Regions from separate parts of the Homo sapiens genome. Here regions 1 and 3 are each linked to region 2. The links are chromatin loops, found by intact Hi-C in ENCODE. Cell type or tissue: endothelial cell of umbilical vein. All regions are shown on one strand.

Region 1 (5,000 bases), 700 kb before region 2:
CTCCTGGTACCCTGTTCTTGTTTCTCCTGTGAATAGCTCATTAGTGTTGGGCAGATGTTCCCATTGGGTGCACCATGTTAATGGAGAAACAAAAGAGGCAGCATTGTGATCCAAGAGAAGTTAATATTGAATCCAAAATAGAATAATGAATAAGAATATGTGCTTCCTACATGCCTGTTAGCAACAAACTCTCAATTGTGGCTTATTTTCTATATGACTTACTTGGTTAACCTCCTGTTAACAAGAATGGAGAAAAAATATTCACCAGTTTGGCTGTTAGGTGCTGATACTGTTCACTTTTACCCTGGTCATCTTTCTTTACTATTTGAAAAGAGGCCAGTAGAAATGTAAAAAAAAATGCTTATGGATATTTGAATATAATTAATGTTAAATCAAGACTAAACCACTAAGCCAGTTACAGAGGTGCAATCCTGGGGAAACATGATAGAATACATAAGTTAGTGAGAAGTACAAAAGATGAATTAAAAATTATGCTGCATTAAAAAGTCAACATTTATTGCAAAAAACAGATTTCATACTTCGTACATTTCCTGCATTTTTATTTTGTTTTTTCAGTTAATAATACATTTTGGAGATGCAAAGTCAGAGGATTTTAAGAGTGTTAGATGTGGACTTCAGAGATTTGTGTATGAATCTTATCACTGTATCTATGGCATAATATTGCCTGCTTTTAAATATGACATAGAACAGTAAACTTGGATGATAGTCTTCAGACACAGCTGCTCGGTCTTCTTTTTGGCAGCCTTTTTTCACTTTTTATACAAGTAAGTCATATTCCTTGTTAAACAATTAGAAAATAGAAATAAGCAAAAGGAAAGAAATCATCCATATTTTTTCACTCTCAAAAATATACATTTACATCTTGATGTTTAATGAGAATCTTCCCTTTCCTCTCTCTCCTTTCTCTGTGTACACACACACAGTGACACACACACACACACACACACACATATATACATACATCTTTTAAAAATAAGATCACATTATATATAGTTCTGTAACTTGCTTTTATCACTTAAGTTTTTACGCCAATGAAGATAGGTCTATATTATAACTTTAAATCATGGCAAACTGTTCCATTGTTATGTGTGTGTTATCAAACCAAACTGGGGTCCGCTCACCCAGCACAGTGAGGCCAAACATCCACATTGAGTTTTGCAGTGGGAGAAGGGAGGGTGATTATTTTTATTTTTCAGCTTTTATTTTAGATTCAAGGAGGAGTATATGTGCAAGTTTGTTACATGGGTAAATTGTGTGTCGCTGAGGTTTGGTATATGAATGATCCCATCACCCAGGTAGTGAGCATAGTATCCAAAAGGTAGTCTTTCAAGTCTTACCCCCTCCCTGCCTCCTCTCTCTAGTAGTCTCCCGTGTCTATTGTTGCCATCTTTATGTCCATGTGTACTCAGTGTCTACCCACTTATAAGTGAGAACATGTGGTATTTGATTTTCAGTTCCTGTGTTAGTTCACTTAGGATAATGATCTCTAGCTGCATCCATGTTGCTGCAAAGGACATGATTTTGTGCCTTTTTATGGCTGTGTAGTATTCCATGGTGTATATATGTGACATTTTCTTTATCCAGTCCACTCTTGATGGGCATCTAGGCTGATTCCATATTTTTACTGTTGTGAATAATGCTGTGATGAACATACAAGTGCATGTGTTTTTTTGGTAGAACAACTTATTTTCCTTTCAGTATATATATCCAGTAATGGGATTGCTGGGTCAAATGGTAGTTCTGTTTTTAGTTCTTTGAGAAAGGAGGGCATTTATTTGCAGGACACCAAGGAAAGGGAATCCAGCAGCTCACATTTAAGTCCCAACTTCCCTGATGGCTTGCAAGGAGGGTTTTTAAAGGCAAGGATAAATTTCAGGAAAGCAGAAATTACAGGCAAAATCATAAATCAATACATGGTGATTACACATTGGTTTTGGCCTAAAAGGGCAGGATATCTTGACGTGGGGGCTTACAGGCCATAGGTAGATTCAGAGGTTTTCTGATTTGCAATTGGCTAAGGAAGAGAAGCTTTGTTTAAAAATTTGGGGTCAGCAGAAAAGAGTATTAGCTCTGGCTTGTGGGTGTGACTTCCTCCAGGCCACTTACAAAGAAATTTAGAACAAAGAACGACGGTCAGACTTCAGTCCTCTGTTCCACCTTATCTGAGGTCTGTGTGCCAGTGCATCTGTTTGGTGGTGGTCCAGGTTTCTGAAAAACAACTCAGGGACATATGTTAGATGTTATCTTCAGTTCCTTTAGAGGACCAAACAACCTATGATTCAAACTTCCTTGCATATTGTTTTAAGCTACTATTATCTTCTTCCTGATCAAGTTACTTATTTACTTTTTAGGACTTCCTTGGCGCTTGGAATTTCCTTTGAAGGAACTCAAGACTTTCCTTTATTTCTATGCTTGGGGGGCCTTCAGGCCCCTAAGAGGGGCCCCTGCTGCATCTCATATGGACAGTCCGTAATCTATTTATTTAACCAACCCACTGTGGTTGAACACTTCAGCAGCTTCAAGTATTTACAAGTATAAACAGCTCACACTCTGCAACATGAGTGCTTAATAATGTCTTATTGACACCAGAATTTCAGGTACTTCTCCAAAAGGCATTTATTTCCCCTTGATTCCCTCCCTCCCTCCCTCCCTCCCTTCTTTCCTTCCTTCCTTCCCTCCCTCCCTCCCTTCTTCCTCTCCACCTCATTTTTTTTAGCAACACTTCCATCAGTTATGTATTTCATTCTGTCCTGATCAGGTAATGGGACTGAATCAGAGGGGGCAGCTGGCAAGGAGGCTAAGAGGAGGGTTTACCAGCTGGTGGTAAAGAAGAACCAAGGTTTCTGCTTACCAGTAAACTCTCCATGGCCGTTAATGCAGAATGTAGCCCTGCCTTTACACGTAGCTCGCAAGCTGATATATGTCATCCTTCTCTGATGAGTCTTCTTTTCTCTTTCAGAGTTTATCTTAATATAGTATTTTAATAAGAGTTCACTGGTATAAAAATGCAGCCATGTGGACTAAATATTGAGCCTTCCAAGGTGATTATTTAGAAAGATAAGACTTATTTGCATGCAGAAGTTCTAATACGTTTGTTTAAAACAAGAAGTCTCACTATTGTTTTAATATTAGGGAAGAGTCCCTAGGCTGCAAGAGGTGGGAGATAGAGTAGGATGCTGGAAATTAAAAAAATAAGGGCCACTTACCTGAGCCTGTTGGAGATGAAAAATACATTTGAATAGGGTAAGAGCAGCCACAATTATATTATATCTTAATGCGCATCTCATATTCCAGGCAAGTCTTGCAGGATAGCAAAAACAATTAGCATTTCATAATGTAGTAATTCTGTATTCTAGCAAAACAGCCCCTTATGTGAAAGCCAAATTAATTGACAGAATGATGGCACTGAACTCACAGGCATCATCTTTGGTTCAGTGAGTGCATGTTTTCTACATTTTTAAGTGGGAGAAACAGAAGATTTTGGAGATTGGGCTTCCCTCCTGTATTAGGGACTAATCTAGGACCTTTATTAAGCTCCTCTCAAATTATCCACTTTGAACGTACTGTCTCTTTCCTGAGGGACTCTACCTGATGCTGCTCTTTATGGAATTTTGGTTCTGGAGTTTTAGGATAGGCCTGGAAACTGTATATTAACAAGCAGCTCAAGTAAGTCTTAAAATCTGGAAGATTTGGGAAGTCTGCTGGAGGGGATAGGAGTATAGACTTTGAGTCAAACGGACCTAGATTCTGGGACTGGCTTTCAGTTTCCAGCTGGGTAAGCTTGGGTGTGTTACTTAACTTTCTTGAGGTTAAGAGTCCTCAGAAAGGACTCATCTGTAAAATGTCTACTACCTATTTAACCTAGTATTGTGCACTGTCCTCTTTGCTTTCTGAACCGGCCACCTGCCCTTTTATCCCTGCTCCTCAAGAATAGCAAGACCTTTTCTTCCCCAGGGCCTTTGCACATGCTATTCTGTCGGCACATCTCTCTCCTCTGGCTTCCTCCAACTCATTCTTCAGGCTTTAGCTCCACCATCACTTAGATGGCCTTTCTTGATTTTTATAATCTGAATTATGTCCCCCATCCCATCTGAAGTATTCTCTTACATAATTTATTTTCCTTCTTTGCCTTACCTTTTACCTTCTCTTGCAAAATGATTTCTTTCCTAGACTAGTCTGTTAGCTCCATGAGGGCAGAGGGCTTCCTTTGTTTAGCACCATTGTTAGAGCCAAGGGGTGACTTGGGGAGGGAGCTTTATGCTTCCTGTTACCAAAAAACTTTAAGTCTTAAAAACAAACAAGCAAACAAACATACAAAACCCAGTGCTCTTTTTGTGCAAATGTGGCTTCAAGAAAAATCCTCTGGGCTCCAGTTATTTCTCTTTTGCCTTCTTTTATAGAGACAAAGTTTCCTTTAGTTAACCAGGCTTGCCTCAAACTACTTACTGGCTTCAAGGGATCCTCCCACCTTGGCCTCCCAAAGTGCTGGGATTATGGTGTGAGTCATTGCACCCAACCACCTTCTTAATCCCATTCTGGAGCCTTTCTTGTTCCTCCTACACACCCTAACAAGCTTGTCCAACTCACCATATTTTGTTGTTGTTGTCCTGTTTTGCTTTGTTTTAGGCTTTTAGCAGCCTTGAAGCCATGGTTTTTAGTTTCTGTCTGTAGTGATAAGCAGAAAAGAGGGAAGAGGAAAGGGCTTTACCAGCCCAAACAGAAACAGAAACCGAAGCTAAGAAGCCGTGACTGTATTCTTTCCCTTGGACATCCCTCTGAGAGCACAGGGACTGACCTAGAATTCTTAAAAATATTTGTATGCAGATGACACCTGCATTTATAGTTCTAAACCTACCTCTTTCCTGAGCTCCAGCTCTGAGCTTCCAGTTGTTTCCTAATTAACTCATTGATATCTGGTAATGGCTATTCCTCTAATTATTTCAGTGGGCTTTTGTATTGCTGTCATTAAAAAAAATTGT
Region 2 (5,000 bases):
TAGAAATAATTTTTTTAACTGGCTTGGTTAAGCATATCTTTTCATTTATTATATTTTAGGTTTTGGCAAAATCTTTAAATATTATTTAAATGTTTTTAATTAGTACTAATCTATTCAGCTTTCATATTTTATTCTCATGCTTATTTGACATATTATACTATTGCAGACATTTATTCACTTATGATTTTTGTGAATATTCATATTTACTGAGGAATAGTACTGGATCCTTATCTTCTCTTATTCCATTTAATTCCACCTTTAAAACACCGTTATATTTATATCCCATGTTACTTAAAATTGCAACAGAAACAACCCTTATCATTAAGTACTTTTTAAGCAGGTTTCCTCAGTTTCTTATATTCCAACATTTGGATGTGCCATGATCTAGTTAATGATTCAGGTGACAGATTGTATTTTCCAAAGATAGCCACAATGCATTTCCCATCTCACCTGCTCTTTTAAGAGGTGTCTGCATTCTTTTCCTTTGAAAATGGCAAGTTTTGACTCATCAGTATCCAACAGAATGAAGCAGAGTGATGTTTTATGACTTCCTAGGCTAGGTAAGAATATGCAGCACAGCTTCAGCCTTGTTTGGGGAAGACAGTGACAGAGCTACTAGAAGGAAAAATAATATAAGCAGTTACTCCAGTTGCTACTGCTGTGCAACAAATTACTTCAATTTTAGTGGCTTAAACAGTGATGATTTTTTTTTTTTTTTTCAGAAATCCTTGTCTCTCTTCTACAATGTCTGAGGCCTCAGCTAGGAAGATTCAGTGATTAGGGTGACTCAGTATGGCTAGAATCATCTGAATGTTTCTTCAAATAATTTCCTTTAATAAAAGATACCTCCAAATTTGGCAGCTACATGCATTATATCTGGGGCTCCACCCCATAGTCAGTCTCTATGGCAATTTAACATTTCTCTTCACCACCACTTAAAAATAGACAAGAAAAATCCCATTTATCAAAATACTTCAGTGGCCATTTGCAGAAGGTATCAGAGCAGATTCCAAGATAATGGACTCAAAGTTACTAACATCAGTGTGATCTGCAAGGGCACAGAGAGTCCTGATTTCTCCCCCTGAATCAGTTATCTGACTCATGATTTCCAAGAGACCTTCCACCTAACATTTGACATAAAAGCTATCTTTAATGTGCCCACCCCCACTTTTTTGTTTCTCATCGGCAGAAAAATATCAAAGTGCAGATTTGCACTTCAAAAATGGTGAAGGGAAGTACAGCTTCATTTGGGAGTTTTCTGATGTTAGATTCCTATACCAAAAAGTATAAAATCTTTTGTAGAATGCATTTAGAAAGGTTCTCATCTGAGGCAAGAAAAAAGGTCTTGAAATAAAAAATTAGAGGATATTAACTCTTTGGAAGCACTTTAAAAATTGCCCTTCTAGGAAGTTGCTTCTATTTTAATCCCTACCTGTAAGTTCAGTTTTCCCAAGGACAAACATCTAGAGCACAGCATAATTATTCTAAGATGAGACATACTTCCACTTTTTAAAAAAGAACAATAGCATTAAAAATCCTGCAAAGAAAAATCTCCAATTCAGAAACTGGAAGCTACTTTCTTTCATCCCATTGTTAACACGTTGTTTTGATATAAAGAATCTAAAGAAACAATCTAGACACTGACTAACTTAATGCCAATGACAATTACAATCTTGTGTCATAAATACATATTTACTGCAATAATTTTAAATGTATTATTTAAAAGTGATATGATAGCCTAGGAGAATATACCAGAATAAGTATTCAAATAATAATTGTCTAATAAGAGTTGCAGTTATGCAATTCACACCAGCACATGCTTAGATTGATGACTTAGCACACTCGTTCCCATGAAGTGAAAAGGTTTACTTCCCAATTAAATTCTTAATGCTTTTCAAAGTTTTCTTGTCCTAGTATTTGTATTTTCCTTAGTATCGTATCAGAATCTTTGCCATCATCATTAGCCAATGTGTTTATTCAGTCATTGTGTGAATAGCTTTGATCTGAGTGTACCAAGATAAGCTTCCTGAAGTCCAGTAAACACTCAGAGTTGTTTTGGAACATGAGCCAACTGCTTTCCTCTCTCACGAACTCTCTGCTTTAATGACTCATGACGCTGAAATAAATTGGAATTTAAACAGTTAGGAAAGATTTATGGACTTAGAATTATCCGGTTTGGGGTCTTAGACAAACCTAAAATTATTAAATATTATGCATATATTCTAATTTTTGCCCTGATCTCCCTTCAAATGAGAGGAAATGGCTATGAAGATATGAATTTTTTCCCTATCTAACATATCGGCTGTAATTGGATTAATAATAACAGGGTTACATTTGTTAAAATGGTAGGTTGAACATATGCATTAGCTTCCATTCCTCATTTAAACCCCAGTAAGACAACAATAAAAGGATTTTTTTAGATAGCATAGCAAGGACAAAGATAATAGGAGAGAACACAATCATGATAAATTTTTGGAAACTGGAAAGCAGATGGACTAGAAAGCTAAATACTAAATTAGCAGTGAGCATCTGAAAAGCAACTTAATTTTATACCAAAGAACTCAAAAAGGATCCACATTAATGATACCAGTAACCCCTGCAGATGGGAGCGGGAGAGATACAGGCTAAAAATTAAATTACAGCCGAAAGTCTTTTTAAAAAAGAGTTTGGTTTTCAGATTCTCTCTACTTTCTTGTGCAGCTAGACAACAGTTTCTTCCTTGCCCTGGGAGTTTTAACATCTCCAGAATATAAAATACACTCTCTCTGTACTGAAAGACTATACAGTAACATAGTGGGTGAGCAGCCAGGCTTTTGTCTCCCAGGTAGGAGATTAGAAGCACATTCACTGAGGACTCTAACTAGTCTAACTAGTCAAGAGAAAAGAGCAAAAATTACTGACAGTGGAGTTTCTATCATACAGGCCACTCTACAGAAAAGCCCTTAGACAATAAGCCACATGCTTGCACACACAGAGCTTTCAATAAACTGTTTAGTTCATTGCTTTTAATTTTCTAAAGTTTGCTGACAAACTTCCTATAGCATTCAAAGAATAGAGGCATTAGAAATTAAAAATAAGGTAAGAATTTTTAAAAGACTCAATAAATAGTTGGAAGATAAAGTTGGACACAAGATTCTAAAAGTATCAAGGAAGAAAAAGTAGGTTTTGTAAGAAGAATTAAGAATGGCTTGGATATCACGAGGACAACAAATGAAGGTTAGAATCAATTGAATAATGCCTCAAAATACTAAGGACATTTGTGGGGTTTTTTTCCTGAAATTTCATACCCAAACAAATATCAACTAAATATGAGAGTAAAATAAAGTCATTTTAAGACATGCAAGGTCTTTCTAGAGGATGTGCTCCATGAAAATGAGGGAGTAAACAAAGAGGGAAAGAGAGAGAGTGTGTGTATGTGTGTGTGTCCAGGAAGCAAGAGAACACAAATATGAATGAAGGTTCCAAGACTACAGAGCTCTAGTAGGCTCTGAGATTAATCCATCTATATTGGAGCAGATTATGAGGCTTTAAGAGGCCTCTCTGAGAAGGAAAGAACAGAACACCAGTATACCTAATGAGCTAAGGGGAGGTTTAACATGTGGAAAACTGGGTGCAAGGTACATATGACTTCTCTGTACCATCCTTGCAAGTTTTCTGAAAATCTGAAATGATTCTAAAATCAAAAGTAGAACTCTACTGGGACACAAGAGTCAGGGAGGTGGTGCATGTATGTAGTAGGTGGTAACTGAAAAGGAGTTAGTCTTCATTTTTCTAAGTCTAAAATTGGAAAATCAAGAGGTTAAAATGTAAACATGTTACTTAAAGATGTAGAAGTCAATATGGAAATACAAAGATGTAACTGGAGAGCAAGTTGGGGAGTACCGGTTTAGTAACAAGCCTAGTTACAGTTTTTGACTTTAAGTCTGTGCCTGTACAACCTGATGAAATAGAAAACAAATTTAAAGGGAAAAGATGTGGTTCTCATATATCATCCAGATTTTCAGTTATTTGAAATTTTAATACCAAATAACATTTCCCATTGCCCTACTTACCCACCCCATGTTACCTTATCAAACCAGATCAGTGATGCTTTCAGAAATTATTTGGTTTGATCAATTCAGTGACTCTAGGAAAGAGTATGCTATTAGTAATAGTTTATGTGATTTACATATTTATACTTTGAATATACATGACCCTACCAAAATTATATCTAAAAATATTTATTATTCTTTATTATTAGGTTAAAAATTGTTTTCTTTTCACATCAAATATTTACTTCCTTTTTTCACAAGGGCATGTTACACTGCCTCCCATTTTGCAAAAGCAAGACAAAGTGCAAATTAAAGGAGTTTTAATGTATATTTAACCAGATATTCCAGGATACAGGATGTAACTTGTGTTTATACTTTTTTAAATACTTTCGAATATAATTATTAGAAAAATACTTAAAAATGGGTAATGTTTACCATAAGAGCCTCCATTGTGTGGTTATTGACTAATTTATTTTTTAATTTGACAAATGATAATTGTACATATTCATGGGTACATAGTGACATTTTAATGCGTATAATGTATAGTGCTCAGATCCAGGTTATTAGCACATCCATAATCTCAAACACTTATCATTTCTTTGTGTTGGGAACATTCAATATCCTCCATCTGCTATTTGAAACTATATATTATTGCTAATTAAAATCATCCTACAGTGGTAGAGAACACTATACTTTATTCCTCCTATCTAGCTGTAATTTTGCATTCTTTAACAAATCTCTCCCTAGCCCTCCCTTCCCCCTACCCTGCCCAGCCTCTAGTACCCTCTGTTCTGCTTTTTACTTCTATGACATCAACTTTTTTAGCTTCCACATATGAGTGATAACATGTGGTGTTTAACTTTGTGTTCCTGGCTTATTTCATTTAACACAATGTCCTTCAGTTCTATCCATGTGGGCACAAATGACAGGATTTCATTCTTTTTAATGGTTGAATAGTATTTCATTGTG
Region 3 (5,000 bases), 310 kb before region 2:
TTCCAACACAATCATAAAGATAATAACTTTTATAAAAATATTTCAAGACTTTTACCAAGGGCCTATCTTAAATCCTTTGATTGTTGAATGATTCTTCTTTGAAGACCCGTTCTTGTCATTTTTTTTCTGGTTGATTTTCTTCTCCTTCATCCTTAATTGACCTGCCTCTGCTAATCCTCATTTAGCTAACTTTGTTGGTGACTTAAAAGGTTACCAACACTTTTATCTACTCTATGAAATCTTACATCTTTTCAAGTTTTGCAATTTTACTTTGAAATAAAGTTGTGTTATGTATTTATCACACATTTATTAAGATAGGGTTGGGGTATTTGAGTGAGTCAGGATTAATTTTACAAGTTCATTAATGAATACTTTTGAGGCATGACTGCTTCCCTACGCAATTTCATGGCTATAAGAATTCAGATAATGGGGCATGGCTGTCAAGATGGCTGAATAGGAACAGCTACAGTCTGCAGCTCCCAGTGAGGTCAATGCAGAAGGTGCGTGATTTCTGCATTTCCAACTGAGGTACGTGGCTCATCTCATTGGGACTGGTTAGACAGTGGGTGCAGCCCACGGAGGGCGAGCCGAAGCAGGGTGGGGTATTCCCTCACCCAGGAAGCACAAGAGGTTGGGGGACTCCCTCCCCTAGCCAAGGGAAGCCATGAGGTATGTGCTGTGAGGAACAGTGCACTCTGGCCCAGATACTATGCTTTTCCCATGGTCTTCATAACCCGCAGAGCAGGAGATTCCCTCAGGTGCCTACGCCACCAGGACCCTGGGTTTCAAGTACAAAACCAGGCAGCCCTTTGGGCAGACATCAAGCTAGCTGCGGGAGTTTTTTTTTTTTTTTTTTTTTTCCATACCCCAGTGGTGCCTGGAACGCCAGCAAGACAGAACCATTCACTCCCCTGGAAAGAGGGCTGAGGCCATGGAACCAAGTGGTCTAGTTCAGTGGATCCCACCCTCACGGAGCCCAGCAAGCTAAGATCCACTGGCTTGAAACTCTTGCTGCCAGCACAGCAGTCTGAAGTCGACCTGGGATGCTCCAGCTTAGTGTGGGGAGGGGCATCTGCCATTACTGAGGCCTAAGTAGGTGGTTTCCCCTTCACAGTTTAAAAAAAGCTGCCAGGAAGTTCGAACTGGGTGGAGCCCACTGCAGCCTGGCACAGCCGCTGTAGCCAGATTTCCTCTCTAGATTCCTCCTTTCTGAGCAGGGCATCTCTGAAAGAAAGGCAGCAGTTCCAGTGAGGGACTTATGGATAAAACTCCCATCTCCCTGGGACAGAGGACCTGGGGGAAGGGGCAGCTGTGGGCAGAGATTCAGCAGACTTAAATGTTCCTGCCTGCCAGCTCTGAAGAGAGCAGTGGATCTCCCAGCACAGCACTCAAGCTCTGCTAAAGGACAGACTGCCTCCTCAAGTGGTGCCCTGACCCCCATGCCTACTGACTGGGAGATACCTCCCAGCGGGGGTTGACAGACACTGCATACAGGAGAGCTCCAGCTGGCACCTGGCAGGTGCACCTCAGGGACGAAGCTTCCAGAGGAAGGAACAGGCAGCAATCATTGCTGTTCTGCAGCCTCCACTGGTGATACCCAGGCAAACAGGGTCTGGAGTGGACCTCCAGCAAACAGCAGCAGACCTGCAGAAGAGGGGCCTGGTTGTTAGAAGGAAAACTAAAAACCAGAAAAGAATAGCATCAACATCAACAAAAAAGATGTCCACACAGAAACCTCATCTGAAACTCATCAACATCAAAGACCAAAGGTAGATGAATCCGTGAAGATGAGGAAGAACTAGCACAAAAAGGCTGAAAATTCCAAAAACCAGAATGCCTTTGTGATCCAAAGGATCACAACTCCTCACCAGCAAGGGAGCAAAACTGGATGGAAAAATGAGATAGATGAATTGACAGAAGTAGGCTTCAGAAGGGTAGGTAATAACAAAATCCTCCTAAAGGAGGAGCTAAAGGAGCATGTTCTAACCCAAGGCAAGGAAGCTAACAACCTTGAAAGAAGGTTAGACAAATTGCTAACTAGAATAAACAGTTTAGAGAAGAACATAAATGACCTGATGGAGCTGAAAAACACAGCACGAGAACTTTGTGAAGCATACAGAAGTATCAATAGCTGAATCAATCAAGTGGAAAAAAGGATATCAGAGATTGAAGATCAACTTAATGAAATAAAGTGTGAAGACTAAATTAGAGAAAAAACAGTGAAAAGGAACAAACAAAGCCTCCAAGAAATATGGGACTATGTGAAAAGACCAAATCTATGTTTGACTGGTGTACCTGAAAGTGATGGGGAGAATGGAACCAAGTTGGAAAACACTCTTCAGGATATTATCCAGGAGAACTTCCCCAACCTAGGAAGACAGGCCAGCATGCAAATTCAGGAAATACAGAGAACACCACAAAAATATTTCTTGAGAAGAGCAACCCCAAGTCACATAATCGTCAGATTCACCAAGGTTGAAATGAAGAAAAAAATGTTAAGGGCAGCCAGAGAGAAAGGTTAGGTTACCCACAAAGGGAAGCCCATCAGACTAACAGCAGATTTCTCTGCAGAAACCCTACAAGCCAGAAGAGAGAGGGGAAAAATATTCAACATTCTTAAAGAAAAGAATTTCAACCCAGAATTTCATATCCAGCCAAACTAAGCTTCATAAGCAAAGGAGAAATAAAATCCTTTACAGACAAACAAATGCGAGAGATTTGGTCACCACCAGGCCTGCCTAACAAGAGCTTCTGAAGGAATCACTAAATATGGAAAGAAAAAAAACTAGTATCAGCCACTGCAAAAACAAACCAAATTGTAAAGACCATTGACACTATGAAGAAACTGCATCAACTAACAGGCAAAATAACCAGCTAGCATCATAATGACAGGATCAAATTCACACATAACAATATTAACCTTAAATGTAAATGGGCTAAATGCCACCAATTAAAAGACACAGACTGGCAAATTGGATAAAGAGTCAAAACCCATTTGTGTGCTATATTCAGGAGACCCATCTCACGTGCAAAGACACACATAGGCTCAAAATAAAGGGATGGAGGAAGATTTATTTTCCAAGCAAATGGAAAAAAAAAAGGGTTGCAATCCTAGTCTCTGATATAACAGACTTTAAACCAACAAAGATAAAAAAAGACAAAGAGGGACATTACATAATGGTGAAGGGATCAATGCAACAAGAAGAGCTAACTATCCAATATATATGCACCCAATACAGGAGCACCCAGATTCATAAAGCAAGTTCTTAGAGACCTGCAGAGAGACTTAGACTCCCACACAGTAATAGTGGGAGATTTTAACACCCCACTGTCAATATTAGATCAATGAGACAGAAAATTAACAAAGATATTCAGGATTTGAACTCAGCTCTGGACCAAGCGGACCTAATAGACATCTACAGAACTCTCAACCCCAAATCAACAGAATACACATGCTTCTCAGCACCACATAGCACTTTTTCTAAAATTGACCACATAATTGGAAGTAAAACACTCCTCAGCAAATGCAAGAAAATGGAAATTATAACAGTTTCTCAGATCACAGTGCAATCAAATTAGGATTAAGAAACTCACTCAAAACCACAAGTACACAGAAACTGAACAACCTGCTCCTGAATGACTACTGGGTAAATAACAAAAGTAAGGGAGAAATAAATAAGTTCTTTGAAACCAATGAGAACAAAGACACAATGTACCAGAATCTCTGGGACAAAGCTAAAGGTGGGTTTAGCGGGAAATTTATAGCACTAAATGCCCACAGGAGAAAGTGAGAAAGATCTAAAATCGACCCCCTAACATCACAATTAAAAGAACTAGAAAAGCAAGAGCAAACCAATTCAAAAGCTAGCAGAAGACAAGAAATAACTAAGACCAGAGCAGAATTGAAGGAGATAGAGACATGAAAAACCCAAAAAATGAATGAATTTAGGAGTTGGTTTTTTGAAAAGATTAACAAAATAGACTGCTAGCAAGACTAATAAAGAAGAAAAGAGAGAAGAATAAAAAAGACACAATAAAGCACGATAAAGGGGATATCACCACTGATCCCACAGAAATACAAACTACCATCAGAGAATAGTATAAACACCTCTACACAAATAAACTAGAAAATCTAGAAGAAATGGATAAATTCCTGGAAACATACACCCTTTCAAGACTAAACCAGGAAGAAGTCAAATCCCTGAATAGACCAATAACAAGTTCTGAAATTGAGGCAGTAATTAATAGCCTACCAACCAAAAAAAGCTCAGGACTAGACAGAGTCATAGCCAAATTCTACAAGATGTGCAAAGGAGCTGGTACTATTCCTTTGGAAATGATTCCAAACAATAAAAAAGGGGACTCCTCTCTAACTAATTTTATGAGGCCAGCATCATCTTCATACCAAGACGTGGCAGAGACACAACAAAAAAAGAAAATTCCAGGCCAGTATCCTTGATGAACATCAATGCAAAAATCCTCAATAAAATACTGGCAAACCAAATCCAGCAGCACATCAAAACGCTTATCCACCACGATTGAGTCTGCTTCATCCCTGGGATGCAAGGCTGCTTCAACATACACAAATCAATAAACGTAATCCATCACATAAACAGAACCAATGACAAAAACCACATGATTATCTCAATAGATGCAGAAAAGGCCTTTGACAAAATTCAACACCCCTTCATGCTAAAAACTCTCAATAAACTAAGTGTCAATAGAATGTATCTCAAAATAATAAGAGCTATTTATGACAATCCCACAGCCAATATCATACCGAGTGGGCAAAAGATAGAAACGTTCCCTTTGGAAACTGGCACATGAAAAGGATGCCCTTTCTCACCACTCCTATTCAACATAGTATTGGAAGTTCTGGCCAGGACAATCAGGCAAGAGAAAGAAATAAAGTGTATTCAATTAGGAAAAGAGGAAGTCAAATTGTCTCTCTTTGTGGATGACATAATTGTATGTTTTGAAAACCCCATTGTCTCAGTCCA

Evidence for each region. A loop is a pair of places that touch in the nucleus more often than their neighbours do. Peaks named below come from ENCODE experiments on the same cell type or tissue, not always from the same donor. Only the 100,000 strongest peaks of a DNase experiment are listed, where the experiment ranks them.
Region 1: it touches region 2 in a loop (16-fold over the local background); 1 of 110 quality-filtered maps calls a loop at or near these places.
Region 3: it touches region 2 in a loop (9-fold over the local background); 1 of 110 quality-filtered maps calls a loop at or near these places.

Annotation. Positions count from the first base shown.
Region 1 is chr14:38,989,873-38,994,872 of GRCh38, reverse strand. No RefSeq gene overlaps it. Among named protein-coding and RNA genes, the nearest start is that of LINC00639, 75 kb to the right of the region's middle. In endothelial cell of umbilical vein, no CTCF peak of the experiment used is centred here; a DNase peak (open chromatin) is centred at 2,272; H3K27ac peaks cover 2,187 bases.
Region 2 is chr14:38,287,822-38,292,821 of GRCh38, reverse strand. It overlaps LOC112268136 (a long non-coding RNA gene), which reads right to left. Exons shown (of 5, transcript NR_169588.1): 3 at 451-615. Among named protein-coding and RNA genes, the nearest start is that of CLEC14A, 34 kb to the right of the region's middle. In endothelial cell of umbilical vein, no CTCF peak of the experiment used is centred here; DNase peaks (open chromatin) are centred at 1,211, 1,991, 2,961 and 3,331; H3K27ac peaks cover 3,622 bases.
Region 3 is chr14:38,597,727-38,602,726 of GRCh38, reverse strand. No RefSeq gene overlaps it. Among named protein-coding and RNA genes, the nearest start is that of LINC00639, 320 kb to the left of the region's middle. In endothelial cell of umbilical vein, a CTCF peak has its summit at 1,937; a DNase peak (open chromatin) is centred at 1,946.